Regions from separate parts of the Homo sapiens genome. Here regions 1 and 3 are each linked to region 2. A link is a contact called in ENCODE Hi-C or POLR2A ChIA-PET data. All regions are on one chromosome and are shown on one strand. Each heading gives the region's core, a stretch centred on a gene start or an enhancer-like site at or near the end of the contact. The rest is flanking DNA. Distances are from core to core; before and after follow the strand shown.

Evidence for each region. A loop is a pair of places that touch in the nucleus more often than their neighbours do. ChIA-PET counts read pairs that join two places held with the same protein, here RNA polymerase II (POLR2A). Pooled maps may share reads with other maps.
Region 1: a loop to region 2 is called in a pooled map, with 5 times the contacts of the local background. The contact joins two enhancer-like sites. A Hi-C loop is called at or near these places in 1 of 37 single-sample maps with no recorded cell type and 6 of 50 pooled maps. POLR2A ChIA-PET finds 5 or more read pairs at or near these places in 2 of 52 experiments (A673 and T-cell).
Region 3: a loop to region 2 is called in a pooled map, with 2.2 times the contacts of the local background. The contact joins two enhancer-like sites. A Hi-C loop is called at or near these places in 3 of 168 maps with a recorded cell type or tissue (OCI-LY7, Panc1 and cardiac septum), 1 of 37 single-sample maps with no recorded cell type and 1 of 50 pooled maps. POLR2A ChIA-PET finds 5 or more read pairs at or near these places in 2 of 52 experiments (AG04450 and activated B cell).

Annotation. Positions count from the first base shown.
Region 1 is chr1:183,512,477-183,516,523 of GRCh38, reverse strand. SMG7 (SMG7 nonsense mediated mRNA decay factor) reads right to left here. Exons shown (of 23, transcript NM_001375584.1): 2 at 3,656-3,687; 3 at 533-650. Among named protein-coding and RNA genes, the nearest start is that of SMG7, 42 kb to the right of the region's middle. Within about 2 kb of position 1,388, at least 4 of the 41 ENCODE cell types and tissues checked have a DNase peak (open chromatin) inside an H3K27ac peak, as active enhancers do.
Region 2 is chr1:183,279,716-183,283,592 of GRCh38, reverse strand. The region is part of intron 7 of NMNAT2 (nicotinamide nucleotide adenylyltransferase 2); the gene reads left to right. Among named protein-coding and RNA genes, the nearest start is that of LAMC2, 95 kb to the right of the region's middle. RefSeq lists enhancers at 1,701-1,760, 3,333-3,877 and a silencer at 1,971-2,020. Within about 2 kb of position 1,657, at least 26 of the 41 ENCODE cell types and tissues checked have a DNase peak (open chromatin) inside an H3K27ac peak, as active enhancers do.
Region 3 is chr1:183,442,835-183,446,521 of GRCh38, reverse strand. LOC105371646 (a long non-coding RNA gene) reads right to left here. Exons shown (of 4, transcript XR_922351.2): 2 at 3,203-3,337. Among named protein-coding and RNA genes, the nearest start is that of NMNAT2, 26 kb to the right of the region's middle. RefSeq lists a silencer at 2,782-2,982. Within about 2 kb of position 2,066, at least 2 of the 41 ENCODE cell types and tissues checked have a DNase peak (open chromatin) inside an H3K27ac peak, as active enhancers do.

The DNA.
Region 1 (4,047 bases), core at 139-2,638, 230 kb before region 2:
CTTATAGAAAGAAGAAGCGGAAAAGTCTAAATACACAAAATTTTTCATTTTATTGGGGGTAGGGGAGGAAATACTACCAACTTATTTAATTAAAAGAAGGAACTTTCCTTACAATGCAAATACATTTTCCTGACAGGGAAATTATAGAATCACGTTTAACAAAGAAAGATTTTTCTAAAGCCTATTCTTGTATTTTTTTTTTAAATCGCGGCTTAATTATAAGACTGACCACAGACAATCCAAACACTCTTAGTATTTGAAATAGATATATTTGTTTTTTTTGACAGGCCCTAAAAGAGCTGCCGTAATGACCTTAATAGAATTCAACTCTAAACATTTCTCTTCTTACCTCCTCCAAAGACTGTATTTGAAATAATACCAATGGCCAAATATCACAAATACTAGAATTACTTTCCATTGAAAAAGTTTATTCTGCAACAGGTTGAAAAATAAATAACGAACCAAACTGTTTTAAAGTCTCGGTGAAATTCTTGATCTTACAGGGACTTCTCAAATGATAGGTAATACTTACAGATCCTGTTCTACTTTCTTGTCTAAAGCGTATTCCAAATCGGTAACTAGCATTTTCTGGTACAGGTCCTGCAGAGCCTGCCTGGATGTCCAGACTTCAGCTGGACCCAGCTTAGAATCTGAGTAACAAAAACAAAAACATAACGGTAGATAGATAAACCCCAGCAGTTAAAACCATTATACCACACCAGTGACTCCTTCCTGCTCTATCCCCAAGGCAAAACCTGCTCTAAATATATTCCATAGAATGCTGCAGAAGTTTTATACTACTATATTTCAAATGACTTTCAACTTTTGACTAATGACTAAGTCTGGTTTACAATGCTTCTGTTTTTAGTTTTGAAATAATATCATGAAATGAAAAGGGCTAAAAAAAAAAAAAAAAAAGAATGGTTTGCCCTTTGCTTTTTGTTTGTATTTCTGCCTTTTCATATAACAGGAAACTATATGCCTTACAGTAAGCCAACCCATTTGAAATAACAGACTGTCAAGTTGGTCTGTTTACTCTCATACTGTATCTCTTTTTCCAAAGCAACTTTTTCTTTCTTTTTTGTCTCTGTAAGGGAGTCTCTGTAAGGACTCCCACAAATGTCCTTACAGAATTCTCACATCAGCTGATTATCTAGCAGTTGCTTTGGTATTCTGCAGTTACTCCTCTCTCAATATATTGACCGAATAAGCCATGACAGTATTATTTTAATGAGCGGTAGACTGTTTCCTAAGATACTTTTGTGAGCAATCCACATTAGTCATTTAATGTAAACAAAGACTTAGAAGACTAGGATTAAATTGCTAAAGAGGTCAGATGAGAGACTGGGTGTAGAATGTAATCAGAAAGTCAGGCTATGACTACACATAATACAAAATTGGGGCCATGCTGTCTGCCAGAGTCATGCAAGGCACATTAACCTTTGCAATCACTGGGATTATGATTGCAATAACTGACAGTAAACTCCCTCAGTAGGTGAACTTAATAATGGGCTTTTCAATTATATATTTCCCATAACTAGCTGGGCTACTTCGTTTTGCTACTACACAATGGAATAATCATCACTCTTCTTTAGGTTTGCTATTAGCATCTATAGCCACCACAATCCTATTTTGCAAAGAGAATCTCCTGGATTTGAGTTAATGCTCCTAAGAGTTTACAGGCTAGTTAAGAATAGAGTTTACTATCAGCTCCTCATCCCTAGTTAAATTGTTAATCACTAACTAATAGATTTAGTCAACCCTGCTTTAATTCACTTATGGCAAGAAAAAGAAGTGTAAAAGATTACTAATTCTCATCTATCAAGACCATCATTCAAATGAGCAGACATTATCTTAGTTAAAGTTTCTGGGCAGCCAAAGGTCCCCTATAAAGGTCAAACCCTAAGACTATTTACTAAGGTTGTTCAATGTCTAAGAAAAGGTAAATGGTACAGATAGCCTGATATTGCTCCATGTTCTGTTTTCATCACACAATAGATTATGTTTTCAATGCCAATTCAAGAGCATAATACAGTAACTCAGAGCAGACACTGATATACACAATATAGATGATGACAAATCTGTTAATAATGGAAAGAACTGAGTAGTACCTTTTACTGAGTAAATATACAAGCTATTCACCCCCCAACACACTTTTCCTTGAACAAGATGACACGAGATTATCCATGAACTCTTAGGACATTAGCCTAAGTGACTCTAGAGCTGACAAAAAGATATTTTAATAGTCCTTTTCCTCTTTGCAAATCTTGGCAGGTATGCTGTTTAATTCTTTTTTTTTTTTTTTTTGTGAATTTCACTGCAGAACTAAATTATTGAGAAATTAGAATAAGATTCACTAGTACCTATCCTTCTTATTACATTTTAGGATGGCATATGCTGTTACGGAGGGCATACTGACCAGTATACGGTGATTACAACATATTTCCTAATTTCGTATTTAAATCATTTACTCTTTTTTTTTTTTTTTTTTTTTGAGACGGAGTCTTTTTCTGTCGCCCAGGCTGGAGTGCAGGGGTTTGATCTCTGCTCACTGCAACCTCCACCTCCCCAGTTAAAGTGATTCTCCTGCCTCAGCCTCCAGAGTAGCTGGGATTGCAGGTGCATGCCACCACGCCCAGCTAATTTTTGTATTTTTAATACAGACGGGGTTTCACTATGTTGGCCAGACTGGTCTCGAACTCTTGGCCTCAGGTGATCCACTCACCTGGGCTTCCAAAAGTGCTGGGATTACAGGCGTGAGCCACCGCACCATGCCTCATTTACTCCTTTCAATGGCTAAGCCTGGCAGTTATTCTTCCAAAAGACCTCAGCCATTATTTAAAGCAACAAAGATGGCCAGGCGCAGTGGCTCACGCCTATAATCCCAGCACTTTGGGAGGCTGAGGCAGGAGGATCATGAAGTCAGGAGTTCGAGACCAGCCTGACCAACATGGTGAATCCCCATCTCTACCAAAAATACAAAAATTAGTCAGATGTAATGGCGTGTGCCTATAATCACACCTACTCAGGAGGCTGAGGCAGGAGAATCGCTTGAACCAGGGAGGCGGAGGTTACAGTGAGCCGAGATCACGCCACTGCATTCTAGCCTAGGTGACAGAGTGAGACTCCATCTCAAAAAAAAAAAAAAAAAAAAGTAACAAAGATATGGGAGAAAAGAAAGGCAGCAAGGTAGCTCACTCAATTTCAAGGACTTCCAATAGAATTTTTCTATAAATATTTTTTCTGAAGGTTTACCTACTAAAGTTTGGTTAATTATTAATAGAAAAAAAAATTTCCCAGAAAGATATTAGCCTAACACTGTAAGATATTTTGGTTTATATGGGGTATGTTATTTTTTCTGTATGTCTTAAATCATTAATAAAAAGTTTCATAAAAATTAAGTGATTATATAAACTAAATTAGGTAACATTCAATTCAGTATACCATATATTAGTATTACATGCAATTCCCAACAGTTATTTAAGCAAGAATTCAAACTACATAAACAATAAATATTTAAAGCAGATAGTAAATGATCATCCCTTTTGGCAACTAAGATGGGATTTAGTGCTGTGCATAATATAAGAAAGAGGATATCCTTCCATTAATTTAATATATAAAATATGTTGTGAAAAAGAAATAAGCCAGCCAATACCTGTCATGTCAGCCTTCAGGACTTCTGCCTGCCTAGATAGAAAAAAAAAAAAAAAAAAAAGAGTATCAGTTAGAAACAAACGAGGCCTAACTAACATATAAATAACACTAAAAGTTAGGTGAAATCATATACTACGATAAGGATATACAGCAGCTATATTTGTGGCACTGCAAACAGCATCCCTACTTTAACATCAGGGTAGCACAAGGTCTTGGCAAATTAATGCCAATACTTAAAAGTTTAAGGACCACTTAAAAGTTAAGTGACCTCTTCTGCTAAGTAGAGTCCACTTTCTTGCTGTTTTCCTTCACATGTGATTTACTTAAGATAATATTAAATGATATTAACTTTTTAAAAATTCTCTCAATGCTGCCAAAAAAACCTACTATGTT
Region 2 (3,877 bases), core at 408-2,907:
TGAAAGCCACCTCCACACCTCCCTTGCAGCCTTGGGCAGAGGCTAAGGCACTTCACTGTCTGTGTGAGGGCTGCCTGCCCAACCCAATACCAGAGCAGGCCAGGGCAGGCCCGAGCCGGTGGAGGGCGGTTACACAGCTGTCAGGGTGGGAAGAAGTTGATGACCCCTACAAGCAAATTGAGAAGCAGATAGGAACACTGAAATCTTCCCAGGGTTTCAGAATGGTGGGAGACGCAGGTGTCTGAAGCTGGGGAAAGGGCAGGGAGACACCAGAATAGAGCTGGAGCTGGCACAGGTACCAGGGGACAAGAAGGGTCAGTGACATCAGGAATGCCTGGAGCTCTAGGGCAAGGCAGCCTGGTGTCCACACCCTCAATCTTCAACTTCCAGCTGAAAAGATCCTCCAAGCATCCCTTCCTGGTACTTTTCTGTCCAAGGACTGGAAGTCAGGGCTCCCACTGCAATCCTGAGAGGCAGGGTTTGTCCTGAGCACTTGGTTCACACAGACCCGGCAGATGTGATGTCATTTCAAGGGGCTTCTCTGGGTCTCATCCTCTCATCTGAGGTGCAGTGGTGTCCCTGAATTGGCTCAGGTGGTTTCCTACAACCATTTGTAAAGTTTTCAGGAATTTTGTGAACCAGTTTTAAATAGAGCCATTACTAAAAATTAAGTTATATTAACTTAAAATTAAATTTAATTAAAAACAAAAGGAATGAATACTCAAAACTCCTCACTTCTTGATTATTTTACTAATTTTAATATCCTTTATTGACCAGCAAGTCACTCTCTGAAGGCCACAGGAAGGAGCACCCGCCTTCCTGGTTGCTCCCCAAAACAGGCAGGAGCATTTGGCTCTAGGTTCTCCAGACCCAGAACACCCAACAGGCAAGGATGGGAGGGAAGGTGCCTGGGCTGGGCTGAAAGCTCCTGCACTCCACTTCCCTGCAGTTCCAGCCTGGTCACCACCTGCTGCCTTCCCACGCAGTCTCCTTGGCCAGCAGAGCTCAGCCTTAGGACTTCTCATTGTATTCCAGTGTATTTCTCTTTCCTTAGTCCAGAGATGTATTGTGGCAAGCTTGAGCCATGGCCTTGCTTGCCTTCCTAGCGCCTGGGGCAGGTGGATCAGGCACTCCTCATCCTGACTCAAGGAGTCCCCTCCAGGAGAGGACAGTGGTGATCAGTATTGCACAGCGTACTGCTGTGTTCACTTCCATTAGCTCACGGCTACCTCGGGAGGGGCAGGGGCCTCTGCTTACTCTTCTTGCTCCATAGCAGTTCTGGAGTTATGGTGAGCCAGCCGCCAGGGACCAAAAATGCTGCTGGGGAGTGACCTCTCACCTCTGGCTTCCCTGAGGCTCTGCCTGTCCCCTTCCACATCCCCTGTGCTCGCTGAGAGGGAGGGTCTACCTGCATGTGATGGAGAAAGGACAGTGTGGGGTAGAGAATGGAGAACACTTAGGTTCCGAGAAAGGACAGCTCAGCAGCCACAGCTGTCAGATTGGGCTCAGGTCCTGGCATGGTCCAGGTGGTGGCTGCATGCAGTGGAAACTGGGATGGGCTGCAGGGCCCGGGCTTCACATAGCCCGGATTCCTGGGAGGGGAGTGTGGACAGAGAGTGTGCATTCTGGCTCGTGGCCCTGGATCAGCGTGACCTGGGGAAGGAGGCTAGCCCAGAGGAGCTGGAAGGGAGCTCGCTGCCTCCCGACTCCTGCGCTGTGTGAGGCGCTGGGGCTCACGTGTCCCCTTTTTTAATATTTCCTTCCACACTAAATGAGGAGGAAAAGCCATTTTCTCCTAGCTCCATTAGCGTCTGTTGACCCTATTTACATGCTCCTAACAGCTGACTGCTCCTCCAGGGCTGCCCTAGACCACAGGCTGTTGGGCTGGAAACTTGCCTTAGCCTCATAGGACAAACTGGGAGAAGTCACTGCTGCCCTCCAGTGGCCATATGTGGGATCTCAAGCCCTGCTGGGGCCGCTTGTCTGACTTAAATGTTTGCACTGGTCCTGCAAGAAAGGGTGGCAGAGACCGTACTCTTGAACTCTTTGTGCTTTGGCTTAAAACATAAAAGTCCCATATTATATTTGGTTGGGATAGTGTGTCCCTGGCTTGGGAATAGGAAAGAGATTTATTTTCATGGCTGTAAGCAGGGATTTTTAACCTTGGCACTAATTGACATTTGGGAACAGATGTGTTGGGGAGGGGGGCTTCCCTGTGCATTGTAGGATGTTTAGCAGCACTCCTAGCCTCCACCCACTAGATGCCAGTAGCATGCCACCCTCTCCCTCCAGTCCTGACATCCAAAAATGTCCAGACATTGCCCAATGTCCCCTGGCAATTGCAAAATTGCCCTCAGTTGAGAACCAGTGATGAGAGAAAGCTGAGGGCCAGCACATTCCCTGTTGACATGACCATCTAATTCAGGGCTGTCCAATCTTTTGGCTTCCCTGGGCAACATTGGAAGAGGAAGAATTATCTTGGACCACACATAAAATACACTAACACTAGGCTGGGCGCGGTGACTCAAGCCTATAATCCCAGCACTTTGGGAGGCCGAGGCTGGCGGGTCACCTGAGGTTGGGAGTTCAAGACCACCCTGACCAACATGGAGAAACCCCATCTCTACTAAAAATACAAAATTAGCCGGGTGTGGTGGCACATGTCTGTAATCCCAGCTGCTCAGGAGGCTGAGGCAGGAGAATTGCTTGAACCCAGGAGGCGGAGGTTGCGGTGAGCCGGAGATCACGCCATTGCACTCCAGCCTGGGCAACAAGAGCGAAACTCCATCTCAAAAAAAAAAAAAAAAAAAAAAAAAATACACTAACACTAACAATAGCTGATGAGCAAAAAAAAAGAAAAAAAGTCGCCAAAAAAAAATCTCATAATGTTTTAAGAAAGTTTACATGCCGAGTGTAGTGGCTCATGCCTGTAATTCCAGCACTTTGGGAGGCCACGGTGGGCAGATCACTTGAGGTCAGGAGTTTGAGAACTGCCTGGCCAACATGGTGAAACCCCCTCTCTACTAAAAATACAAAAATTAGCCAGGTGTGGTGGCAGGCACCTGTAATCCCAGCTACTTGGGAGGCTGAGGCAAGAGAATTGCTTGAACCTGAAAGGCGGAGGTTGCAGTGAGCCAAGATCGTGTCACTGCACTCCAGCTTGGGTGACAGAGGGAGATTCTATCTCCAAAAAAAGAAAAAAAAAAGGAAGTTTACGAATTTATGTTAGACTGCATTCAAAGCCACCCTGGGCCACATGTGGCCTATGTGCCTTGGGTTGGACAAGCTTGATCTAACTGAACTTATAGGCAGTCAGAATTACAGAGACGTGCCCTTTCAACAGAGAACTGACCTAGAACCCTGGGTGGCTCCAAGTGGGCCTGAGGAACAACAGAATCCGAGAAATAAGCCTAGTCTGGCTCCTGTCAGCAATACCAAGTGTGGTTCCTCTCCACAGTTGGGGAGTTGGGCCAGAAATCCTATGGCGCAACGCAGAGGCGCCACTGACTCAGGCAAACATTCTCCCCAGTGACCCCATGCTGCAAGAGCAGAGGCCACGATAGTCACCACAGCCCTCCCAGATTGCCCGGAAGGCAGCCTGCAGGATCTCTGTTGTCAGCTCATCTGTTGCCTTACCCATTCAACATGCCTGAGCACCTACTGTATGCCAGTGACTCTGCCAGACCCTGGGGCTGTAAAGATAAAGGAAAATCCCTGCACACAAACAGATCATTAGACTAAGGTATGTTAGAGAGGAGAGAAGACAGGATGCAGGAATATTTCATAGTTACAATCCAGTCCTCAGTGGGGCTCCCTTACGTGGGAAGGCTGCCCTGACCCTGGGACCATGAGATGCTGGCATTGCCCACCATTGGCC
Region 3 (3,687 bases), core at 817-3,316, 160 kb before region 2:
TGGTAATAGTGGTTGCCTCTGCGGAGGAAAACAGAATCACTGAGAAAAAAGAGAAACTCACTTTTCACGATATGCCTTTTGATTTTGTATACATGAGTGTGTTACCTATTCAAAAATAAACAAAAAAAAGTTTAAAGTCCACACCCAAGCAGAGACACTATTTATTAATTAAATGTAGATACCTCCCCTACACACACTTATGAGACTCTGTGCCAGTGATTCTTGTATTTTTTAAAAGAAATATATCACACAGTCAAGCGTGGTTCCTTCAAAGAGAGCATCACCCTGCTGACTGAGTCCCCTTCTTTTAAAGAGAACAGGCAACTTCTCAAGGGATATTATCTGTGGATCATTAAAGGCCCATCTAACTCAAAACATTTCCTTTTGTTAACTTGTCCCAGTTCTGGAAATCCCTACCCATGGAACTTCTTTTATTTTTATTTTAGGATAAAGGCATTACATTTTCAGGAAGTCCCTGTCAGGCTGCAAATATGTAACCTGGCTAACCTGGAGACATTAGGATGGATATTTTTGTTGGTTCCCTAGCAGAAAGCTGTTTCTTGAAAAATAAGATTGGTTTGGTGGGAGGGAGTTTAAAGACACTGATGCATGCAGTCCTGCAGAGAAAAGTTTACGTCCTGGAGATTTACCAAATGAGAGTTTCTGGGTAGTAACAGGCATCATGAAGGTAATGAGCATTTGGGAGCACTGAAGGAAGGGATGAAGCTTTGTAGAGTGTTACATACAAACCCTACCCAGTTTTTATGAAGCAAGCCATGATTGTATAGTAGGGTGAAGTCCTACACCAAAATTATAGGAAGGCCAAAAGTCACAGTAATTGAATACAGGTTGACAGTAGGCCAGTGCCCTTCAGTATTTTTTAAAGCTATCACAGTAATATAACCTGTTATGAGGTGATTTTAGATACATCATCTGCCCCAATATTAGCCAATGTATGTTCTGAATAATACCAGTCTCTTGGAATGTTAATAGTTGTTGCTAAAATGTGTTTTATGATCAAATAATTTTGGGCAACAGTAGTTTAAGCAGAAATTTTTTTCTTGTTGGAACTTCTCAGAGCCTATAGCATGCAAGTGGGTATTTTTCCAAGGGAAAAACAATTATACACTGTGCCCAAAATTGTCTTCTCACAGAACTCTTTTTTATCACCGTGCATCTCATGCACTAATGTTAGGTGGGACACTTGGGAATCGCTGAGCCTTCCTACTCTTGCCCTGGCCTCCCATTTCTATCCTGATGATCATTTTCACCTTGTCTTACCTTGCCCTCCCCTGAATCATTACATAACCTCTATTATGATGTTCACACTAGGAAAATAATGATGAGATCAAAAGTGATGATGACCTTCACAGAAGGACTTCCTTCCCACTTATTACCATACTCCTATGCGTGAGTAAAGGCTCTGCATTTTTTGAAGAAACTACAGTCTGTAATAAGACTCAGACCAATGTGAGATTGAAGCAGGCCTTAATACTACAATTGTCAGTGAAGCCTGTCCTTTAGGTATCATGATGCTCTCTGTAATTATCCTTTGCCTTCTTGTAGGCCTCAAAAACTGGCTTGGCACTAGGGCTCTCTGAAGCAATCATTGTGTCTTTTTCTACCCTTCCACATTTGATTCTTCTAAGTTCCTAAATCCTTTAAGGCTAAAATTAAGTTTCGTTAGAGTTAGAAACTCCAGACCATGGAAGGCCACCCATCTCTGGACAGTACCTACTGCAAATATTGCATTATTTGGGACTGGGACAGCTCTGGTCAACATAATCTCCGAGGGTCAGAGATAGCAGTCAATGATAGCACCACTTATTATTTTCCTCAAGAGAGGCTGCTTACATATATATTTGTAAAATCAGAATAAGGCTTTCTGTAGCCTTAGAGTCCATCCGAATATTTTGTCTCATTCAAAAGAATCACAAATCCACCTTTAATGAGCTTTGAAAAATAATTTATTTTCACTGAAGGCTCTTGAAGAAGTAGCAAAGTGATGAATCACATCCCATCGCAAACAATGGAACTTAGTCAAAATCCTTCTTTCCTATTTCCCCAAAGCCCCACGCTGCAGAGCAGCTGCTGTCCAAATGCTCCTGCTCAGATTTCAATCACTCTCTTCACCTCTCACCTCCCTACTTTCTCTGTCCCTTTCCCCTTCCTTCCAGATCTTTTCCACTGCAGGTAATTCTTATCTTTTTTTTTCTTTTTAATGTAAATTGCTTTAGCTTCTCCTTCAGTTCTTCTTTCTGTCCCTTACCAACTTTTCTCCCTATTTCTTTCCCCGACTTACCCCTTAGACTCAACAAGGAAGCTGGAGGAGAACAGAAGAAGGGAACATGATCAAGTCTTACAAGTTACTCTTTTTCTCTGACACATATATCTTATATAATACATATGACATTACACATATGTAACATGCTATATACAATATATATGATATATATTATGTTATGTAATATGTCTAGCAGAGCCTCATTATAACAGTCTTTGCCATCTGTCCTGTAAAGCTGCTAAATTAATGGACCAATTAGGTATTTTTTTTTCTGATGCTGTAGTAACTACTTCCCTTTTTAAAGTTTATACTTTTAACTCAATTGCATAGTATAGCAATAGTTTTCTAAGGAATTTCTCCAAAGACTGTGTAATTAAACTGTGTGCAATCAAAGCAAATGGACAGAATTATAGGAATATTGGTCATTCATATTAATAAAGCTATCCAACTATCTTTCCCTGGTCAGATAGTCTGAGCTCACATGGGAAGGCCCTTTTGTGTCTTATTTGTGCTGAAGAAGATAAGGAAAGCATTGAGTAAGAACTAGGTCAGGTCCCTTCCACTGCTTATCACAGTCATCAAAGCAAATTTCTTAGGCTTAGAAGTTTCTCGTCTTTTAAATGGATTTGCTGTTCTTTTTTCTTTTATACAAACCAGAATGGCATTTGCTAATCATCTCACTTTCAAGCAAGTTTACATATCATAGTGTGTGTATGTATAGATTTATGTGAATTTTCTCAAATCACACAAAATTATTTTTGGCTTGCATGTTTAATTATTTGCTGGGCAAATACTTCGTATGTAAACTCTGCAAAAACATATTTCTAGGCTGAGTATAAAATTTTAGAATCAAAAGTAGGAATTTCTTCAGAGAGATGCTAAACTTGAAAAAGAATAGAAAATGTCGGAATATACTACCCAATCCCCTGCTGCTTGATCTTTGTCAGAGTGAAATCAGGATTCAGTGATGAGGACCACATCCTGTTGCCATGGAAATGATTGTGCTGTCACAAATATAGTACTATGACTTCATGGTAAAGAGGAACAGATGGTCTGGAAGAGAATGAAGGCCTAAGGTTAGCACAATTGTTTGGGGAATAAGTCATCTTAGATTCTTTTTGGAAGTAGGTAGAAGCACAAATAATAAGCAAAAATGACTTCACTGTAGCTTTGCAAAAGCCGCTGAGTAAGAAAGAGCTTAGCCAAGGTAAAACTACAAAGCTCTTTTCCAATGAAAGAAAAAAACATTTTAATATAGGATGAAGCACAGGTAACAATACAAAACAGCTTTACAAGTCCATATTCCAAAGTTGCCGCTCCACCCTTCCCCAGCCTCTCACTTGACCACTGTTGAAGTAACTAGCACCTAGAATGCTTAGGGCCAGTGGTAAGCATTAAAAACA